3 separate regions of the Homo sapiens genome follow, and regions 2 and 3 are each linked to region 1. A link is a contact called in ENCODE Hi-C or POLR2A ChIA-PET data. All regions are on one chromosome and are shown on one strand. The core of a region is the stretch at or near the end of the contact, and the rest is flanking DNA. Distances in the headings are between cores, read along the strand shown.

Region 1 (2,700 bases), core at 57-2,556:
TATATTGGTAGACTGAGGTGAAACTTTTCATATCCACTTCAAAGACAGCCCTCAGTTCTTTAGAATGTAAGATAAGAACAATAAATCTTGAGGTGAAATGATAGAAATAAGATCAATTTAAATAGTAGGGGGATCTGATGAAATGCAGTTAACTTAAGAGCATTCCCTGGTGTCCAACATCCATATAAAAAAGGTCACCATTTATGGAAATGCAAGGTAGTAAATATTACCTCCCAGGCATCAACCTAAGAATTGAGTGAGGGATTGAGATTACTAATAATTAAGACAAAAAGTATTATTTTGCACTAGCCCCCATCTGCTGATTCTCGGAGCTTTTCCGAATCTTTCTTGATGACTTAAGATGGCTGTGGGGATGACTGTGAATGAAACCTGAGGAATTTTTTTGCCCCACATTTTCTCTTGGTTTCTCAATCCTGTAAGGGCTCCCGGTCTTTTCCAGGGTATTTTAGGACCACAGATTGCCACCTATGACCTGCCTGTTCTACACCTGCTTCCTTGACTTTGGTGGAGTTGTCACTCCTCACAGCTGCTGCCTTCAGCAAAACACTCTCACCTTTGGGTGCCAAAAGCAGAGCAGTCCTGAGCTTCTACAGCAGCCTGTCCCCCTCTACTGAAAACTAGCAACTTTCTAGCTTCTTGTTTTATTGGGTTTTTTTTTTTTTATATTTATATTAACTTTATTCCTAACAGCCAGAAACAGGAAACAATACAAATGTCCATCTACTGGCGATAAACTAATAAACACACTGTGGTATATCCAAACAATAAAATACTCTCCACAAAAAGGAACAAACCACTGATAATATAACAGCAAAGGATGAATCTCAAAAGCACATGCCAAGGAAAAGAAGTCGGATGCAAAATACTGTGGTGGAATACTGTGCGGTTCCACTCAGGTGATGCTCTGGAAAAGGGAGAAGTACATGGATAGAAATCAGATCACTGGTCACCAGGAGCTCAGGCTGAGGGGAGGGGACTGACTCCAAAGGGTCACTAGGAGGCTTTCTGGGGTGATGGAAATGTTCTGAATCTTCACTGTAGTGGCTGGTGATTGCATTTCTCAAAATTCATAAACTGAATACCTAAAGAGGTGAATTTTACCATATATAAATTATACCTCCATAGAACTGGGTTAGAAATCTTATTTGCACAAACATTCTGAATTATCAGAATGTTTTTTATCCAAGGTGAATATCACCTGTGGTCAAGATCTTCTCACCAGGATGGTCTTCTTGCAGTCCAAGACCCAGCTACAGTCACTATGTCCGGAGTGGGTTTTTTTTTTTCTTTTTAGATGAAGTCTCACTCTCCACCATATGAGGACACAGCGAGAAGGTAGCCACCTGCAAAACAGGAAGATAGCCTTCACCAGGAACAGAATCTGCTGGCACCTTGATCTTGGACTTCGCAGCTTCGATAAGTCTTCTCCGCCTAATGGTCCATTCCCATTTCCACTGATGGACCTGCAGCACTCGCCCTCCTCCACTCCCAGGAGGAACCTCCCCCACGGCTGCTGCTACAGGACTGCTTGACTTCTTTAGGCTGCTCCATCAGGATTCACATTCCCCAACCCACACAGAACCTAGCCAGGGCCTTCCTAGCTTCTTTCCTTCCCTTCTTTCCTGAGGGGAAAGTCCACCTTGGGTTTAAATGGCTTAAGACTGGGCAATAAGCCTGATCTCACTCTCAACCTTTGTCTACATCATGCTTATGTTTTGACAAAGTGGAATTTTACCTGAAGGTTAAGAAAGCCCATTGCCCTTTTACGTTCTGGAAAATGACTTACTGCAAGGGGCCACCCTTCCCCGTATGACTTAGACAAGTTTCATGAGTGCCCCTTTGTCTACTGATGACAAAACTAGATAGGGATCTTCCAGTCTTCTGTTTTTGACCTCCTAAATGACTAGCTGAACTGCTTGTCACCACTGATCAATCAGAACAAAATGCCTGTTAGCCAAACTTTGGTTAAGCTTCTCTCCTTCCCCCAGGCCCCTGAGCTTTGGCCCTCCATAACCCAAGCCAGCATACAGCCTCTTCTTAGGGACCCCTCCCCACAAATAGGCTGGCCACCAGGTAGAACATTCTCTGATCTACTGTCCCATGAGGTCACTCTTTCATTCCTCCTTGAATTAGCATAGTGATGTCACCTTCCTGAGCCTTTTCTTTTTGAGACAGAGTCTTGCTCTGTTGCCCAGGCAGAAGTGTAGTAGTGTAATCTCAGCTCACTGCAACCTCGGCCTCCTGGACTCAAGCAATCCTCCCACCTCAGCCTCCCAAGTAGCTGAGACTACAGGTGCCTGCCACCATGCTTGGCTGATTTTTTTTGGTACTTTTTGTAGAGACAGGATTTCATCATGTTGCCCAGGCTAGTCTGGAACTCCTGGGTTCAAGCAATCTGCCCACCATGGCCTCCTAAAGTGCTAGGATTACAGGCATGAGCCACCGTGCCCAGCCCTGAGCCTTATTTTCACTTCAATACCAGACATTGCTAAGTGGCAGTTGCTGGGCCAGGGTCAGCCCCAAATTTTCTTTATTCAGTACATACAGTATTGGAAATATTTATTTTAATCAATTACCACCATTGAAAAAAAATCAGGAGACTTTACGTAAATCTTTTGGCTTCTCTTAAGAAACAGGATCCGGAAACATTGTTTCCACCTCCTTGTAAGGTGACAGCAC
Region 2 (2,734 bases), core at 3-2,502, 140 kb before region 1:
ACAATGTATTCCTCCCCTGTTCCTTCCTGCTTCACATTTTTCAATTAATGCCTTGTTCATTCCATGGAAGACATTGTTTCTTCATGCCACCATTTTTGAAATAATTAATTAGCATTAATTAATTAATGTTTTAGAGATGGGGGGGTCTCTCTGTTACCCAGGCTGGTCTCGAACTCCTGGGCTCAAGTGATCCTCCTGCTTCAGCCTCCCAAGTAGCTGGGATTACAGGCACCACCTGCAGCGCCCAGCTCACATCATCACTTTTTAATCTGCAGAAACTCAGATTCCACAGAGAGAAATCTGTGACTACCAAGAACAATTCTTTTATAAAAATAAAATTTGTTGGATTTCTATGATAAAAACTGTAAAGAAATAGTCCCATCCCTAAGGTTGAAGAAAGGACAAGAGTCATAGGAAGTGAATGCAGGGAGGGATAATTTTGGGAAATGGTGGGGCCGAGAGTGACACTGGAGAGGAGGCCTGTGTTAGGACTGGTCCAGCGCACCACAGGGGGCCACCAGGTGTTGAGAAAGCCCTGCCTGGTGCCCAGCACTTGGCACAGCACCTGGCATAGAGCAGGTGCTCGAAAGCTTTGTTGAATGGATGGAAGTCTGGATGGAAACAGAAGCCAGGCACGGAGGCGGGCGCCAGCACAGTGACTGGAGGTGAGAAGGCATCAAACACTTGACCTACTGTGTAACTTTGCTCAGGTAAGCCCAAGAGGCAAGCACAGTGCCAAATCTCCCATCAGCAGACAAAGGAGCTGTGAGTAAACCATTCACTGTGCTGCTGCTCTGGCTAGAAAGTTTTGCTTTGGGGAAATCCTTTTCATGTTTGTTACCTATTGGTAGCAGCCCCCGTTCAATCCTCCGACCTACTCTTCCTTAGATGAACCGCCCTCACTCTCCTTCCCTATAGGGTGCCTCAGGGCGGGCCAAGCCCATCTGGGGAGCATCGCCAGCCTCCTGTGTACTGGTGCCAGAGAAAGATCAACCCGTGGCACTTTTCTGTATCTCACCAGCAGGTGCTGACAGCTGAGCCATTCCACGCACCTTCGGAGCAAAGAACTGCCGGAAACCAGGGCCAAGTTCAGAGCCTGAAATTTTTTTCAAAGGCTACAAGGAGAAACCTGGGGGGCCTGATCACACATTACATAAGCCGTATGTGAGCAGAGGATGCCACTGATGCTAGGAACCCAGTGCCTGTCGGAATTGCGCAAGGTTTACGCAGAAGCACTTAAGTGTTGCAACATGACCCCACATCTTTACCAAAAATGTGAAACATTCACGCAGCACACACTTTAAAAACACTAAAGCTTGTCTCCGCCAGGTGGCTAAGGCTGCTTGATGGGGCTGACAGGAGAGGAGCTTTGCAGGGGGGCCTGACTTACTGTAGCTCTTGGCCCAGGGAGCTGAACACGCAGTACTTTGTACCCCAATAGCCCTGGGCAGCCCAAGCCTCTGATAAAATGTACTTTTCTGTGTGTTTGTTTTTCCTGGCAGTCTCATTTTGGGTTATAAATGGCTCCTTATTTCCATCCCATAGATCCATTCTTGCCTCTGTTGCGTTCTCTTTCGGCTTTCCAAAATAACCGAAAGGTTGGTAAAATCAACGCTGGTGAACGGCTTGTTCTGACCTTGAGCAGAAGCCGAATTTCCACATTGCTCATGCCATCTACAGTTGCTCCCGTGTCCGAGAGGTTGGCTGGAAAGGCCTCCTGAAAGCAGGGGATATAATTATACTTACACTAAAGCACTTGTTGCCATTAAATGCCAGGAAGTGGCATGGACCTTCCCTTGCTCCTGCCCTGCAACCTTTTTGGAGGACTATTGGGCAATCATCAGAGGTTATAGAGTTGGAACAGCATTCCCCCCAGATAGGTCATTTTCCCTGCAGGACAGCTTGGAGGCAAATTTTATTAAGTATCAAGTAGCTGACCCAAAGCAGTATAAATAGCGAGAGAACATATGACAAACCCAGAAATGAATGTGTTTAAACCCCAGGCTGAAGATATATGATGTGTTTACTGTTATCAGCACCTGCATGAAGATATTTTTGCCCAGTAGCCATCCAGGAAAAGATGAAACATATAAGTGACGTTATTAAGGCTTAATCTTAGAAAAATAATTTTGACCCTACTTTTGGAAGTCAGTGGACCACAGAGTTAATTTGGGGAAGGGACCTGAGGATAGGTTGGATGTGATTGGCTGTCATAGGAAGTACAGACAGACACTTATAAAACATCCCAAGTTCAGCCAGTTAAGAGCCAGGGGGAAAAACATGGAACTGTAGTTTACATTGGGTAGGAACTGTAAGCAGTCACTATCAGGCAAAAGGGACTTCCAAGTTGGAATTTTTCGAGAGAGACATGGAGAACATTTTAATTCAGGCCTGTTTTCCTCCATTGTTCCCTACCTTTATTCTAGGACATACCACAGAGTACAAACCATGCTTTAGTGACATTGATCAGGCCACAGATGACTGAGTTATGAGAGGCCATGAGCTTTCCAACATCAGTTTCCTAAACCAGCTGCTTCTCATCAGTCTGGTCCCCACTGGCCAGAGCTATTGACATCCTGGAAGATAATCCTATATTCCTACAAAGGTAGGAGAAGGTTCTGGGGAGAAATAGTGTAAGTTTTTATTTTTAATTTTTGATTATTATGGGTACATAATACATGTATGTATTCATGGCAGGGGTACATGTGATGTTCTGATATAGGCATGTGGTGTA
Region 3 (2,703 bases), core at 35-2,534, 220 kb before region 1:
AGAAAACACATGGTAATTTTCAGGGGTTGGAGGCGAGGGAAGGAGCTGACAACAAAGGGTTGTAAGGAATTTTTAGAGATAATCGGAATGCTTTATATCTTCATGGTTCTGCCTACATGATTGTACCTGTCAAAAATCACAGAACTATACACTACAAAGGCTAAAAACTTAATACATGTAAATTACATAGAATAGAAAACAAAGATAAAATAAAAGTTATCAATAATGGCAAGTTGCTTCTTTGAGAAAACTGACAAAATCAGACACATCTCTGGTGACATTAGCCAAGGTTGCCAAAATTAAATAGAGAGAGAGGGTGGGACATATGGGAGAAGGGACCCATCCAAAGCAGCTTCTCTTCTTCTAGAAACCTAGGCTCAGGACTGTAGAGGGAAGGGGCAGTGAGTAAAGGCTGGAGAAATAACACTTGTGGGGTGAGATGAAAACATCTGAGGTCAGTTTCCCTGCTAATGAGGGGGCAAAAGGGTGATTTAACAGCAGTCTTTGAGTTTCTATGCCTTCTTGACAGTTTGATTATGGTTCAATTTAGCAAGAATGAACAGCTTAAATAATCTTTAGCATATGATAATGGAGTGTGTCTATGGAATTATATGGCTTCTCTGAAAGGTAAAGCACTTGTAGTGCCTTTTAAAATGAAAATGCAGCATGCGGAGGCTTGCATTGTGAATTTTATCTCCAGATCAACTGCAAGAACAAACCAGCAATCCTGAGAGGAACCACAGACCCTCTGAAAGAAGTGGACTGCTTCTGCAGGACCTGGGAGACACCCCAAATACTGTGAGTGCCCCAACTGTTGAATTGGGAAAGGGAGATCCTCCTTTCCCGAACACACACCCCCACTGGAGAAACTGAAGTACTGTTTGTGGGAGAAGCTTCTGACTTTACATGATCCTGAGTCAAGTTAGAGAGCTGAGCAAAACACAGGGGTAGAGGAAGCAGCAGAAAGGCCTTGGGAGCTTGCTGGGTCCCCAGACAGCCCATTCCTGCCTGACACCACAGGGATCCATCCAGAGGGTGGCCAGAGGAGCAGAGGGTAAAACTCCACAGGGAGAAGGAATTCTCTAGTTGAACTTTGTAACAATTTAAACAGGGCAAGAAGCCTCCTGGCCAGAACTAAGGGGAGGGCGTGAATCAGGTGTTCAGACTTCACAGGCAAGGGCAGAACTAAAGCTTTTTTCTCTTGCAGCTGGGAGGCAGATAGCCTTGGGCAAGTTTTCAAGCCCTTCTCACCCTCCACCTGGAAACAGACTTGGGCTGTTGTGGGAGGCATGGTGGGAGTGAGACTGGTACTTTGGTTTGCCTGGGAGCTGGTAAGGCCTGTGACTGCCGGCTTTCTCCTGCTTTCCTGACAACCTGCATGACTCAGAAAAGGCAGCCATAATCCTCCTAGGTACACAACTCCAGTGACCTGGGAATCTCACCCCCATCCCCGGCAGCAGCCGCAGCAAGACCCGCCCAAGGAGAGTCTGGCCTCAGACACACCTAGCCCTGCCCCCACCTGATGGTCCTTCCCTATCCACCCTGGTAGTGGAAGACAAAGGGCATATAATATTGGGAGTTCAAGGGCCCCACCCACTGCTGGTCCCTCTCCATACTGCTACAGCTGATGCTTTCTGGAAAGTGCCACCTCCTGGTAGGAGGCCAACCAGCACAAAAATAGAGCATTAAACCACAAAGCTAAGGACCCTCATGGAGTCCATTGTACTCTCCATCACCTCCACTGGAACAGGTGCTGGTATCCACAGCTAAGTGACCCATAGACAGTTCACATCACAGGACTCTGTGCAGAAAACCCCCAGTACCAGCCCTGAGCTAGGTAGACTCGCTGGGCAGCTAGACCCAGCAGAGAGACAACAATCACTGCAGTTCAGCTCACAGGAAGCCACATCGATAGGAAAAGGGGGAGAGTACTACATCAAGGGTACATCCCGTGGGACAAAAGAATCTGAACAACAGCCTTCAGTCCTAGGCCTTCCTTCAGACAGCCTACCCAAATGAGAAGGAACCGGAAAAACAACCCTAGTAATATGACAAAACAAGGCTCTTCAACACCCCCTCAAAATCATACTAGTTCACCAGCAATGGGTCCAACCAAGAAGAAATTCCTGATTTACCTAAAAAAGAATTCAGGAGGTTAGTTATTAAGCCAATCAGGGAAGGACTGGAGAAAGGCAAAGCCCAGTGCAAGGGAAAAAAATGATTCAGGAAATGAACGGAGAAATATTCATGGGAATAGACAGCTTAAAGAAAAAACAATAAAAAATTCAGGAAACTTTGGACACACTTTTAGAAATGTGAAATGCTCTGGAATGTCTCAGCAATAGAATGGAACAAGTAGAAGAACGAAATTCAGAGCTCAAAAACAAGGTCTTTGAATTAACTCAATCCAACAAAGACAAAGAAAAAAGAATAAGAAAATATGGACAAAGCCTCTAAGAAGTCTGGGATTATGTTAAATGATCAAACCTAAGAATGATTGGTGTTCCTGAGGAAGAAGAGAATTCTAAAAGCCTGGAAAACATGTTCGGGGCAATAATCGAGGAAAACTTCCCCGGCCTTGCTAGAGATCTAGACATGCAAATACAAGAAGCACAAAGAACACCTGGAAAATTCATCACAAAAAGATCTTCACCTAGGCATTGTCATCAGCTCATTCAAAGTTAAGATAAAGGAAAGAATCTT

The links. A loop is a pair of places that touch in the nucleus more often than their neighbours do. ChIA-PET counts read pairs that join two places held with the same protein, here RNA polymerase II (POLR2A). Pooled maps may share reads with other maps.
Region 2: a loop to region 1 is called in a map of heart right ventricle, with 21 times the contacts of the local background. The contact joins the enhancer-like site here to the promoter of LINC02413 in region 1. A Hi-C loop is called at or near these places in 24 of 168 maps with a recorded cell type or tissue (Caco-2, Calu3, GM12878 and 13 more), 31 of 37 single-sample maps with no recorded cell type and 27 of 50 pooled maps. POLR2A ChIA-PET finds 5 or more read pairs at or near these places in 7 of 52 experiments (AG04450, Caco-2, GM10248 and 4 more).
Region 3: a loop to region 1 is called in a map of HepG2, with 4 times the contacts of the local background. The contact joins the enhancer-like site here to the promoter of LINC02413 in region 1. A Hi-C loop is called at or near these places in 3 of 168 maps with a recorded cell type or tissue (A673, HepG2 and endothelial cell of umbilical vein), 1 of 37 single-sample maps with no recorded cell type and 2 of 50 pooled maps. POLR2A ChIA-PET finds 5 or more read pairs at or near these places in 3 of 52 experiments (A549, H1 and activated naive CD4-positive, alpha-beta T cell).

What each region holds. Positions count from the first base shown.
Region 1 is chr12:92,989,351-92,992,050 of GRCh38, reverse strand. LINC02413 (long intergenic non-protein coding RNA 2413) reads right to left here and starts at 1,306. Exons shown (of 4, transcript XR_945212.3): 1 at 1,241-1,306.
Region 2 is chr12:93,126,414-93,129,147 of GRCh38, reverse strand. The region is part of intron 3 of LOC643339 (a long non-coding RNA gene); the gene reads left to right. Among named protein-coding and RNA genes, the nearest start is that of LINC02412, 47 kb to the left of the region's middle. Within about 2 kb of position 1,252, at least 19 of the 41 ENCODE cell types and tissues checked have a DNase peak (open chromatin) inside an H3K27ac peak, as active enhancers do; they include ascending aorta, heart left ventricle and heart right ventricle, where a contact is called at or near this core.
Region 3 is chr12:93,213,677-93,216,379 of GRCh38, reverse strand. It overlaps LOC643339 (a long non-coding RNA gene), which reads left to right. Exons shown (of 5, transcript NR_040096.1): 3 at 701-798. Among named protein-coding and RNA genes, the nearest start is that of LINC02412, 41 kb to the right of the region's middle. Within about 2 kb of position 1,284, at least 2 of the 41 ENCODE cell types and tissues checked have a DNase peak (open chromatin) inside an H3K27ac peak, as active enhancers do.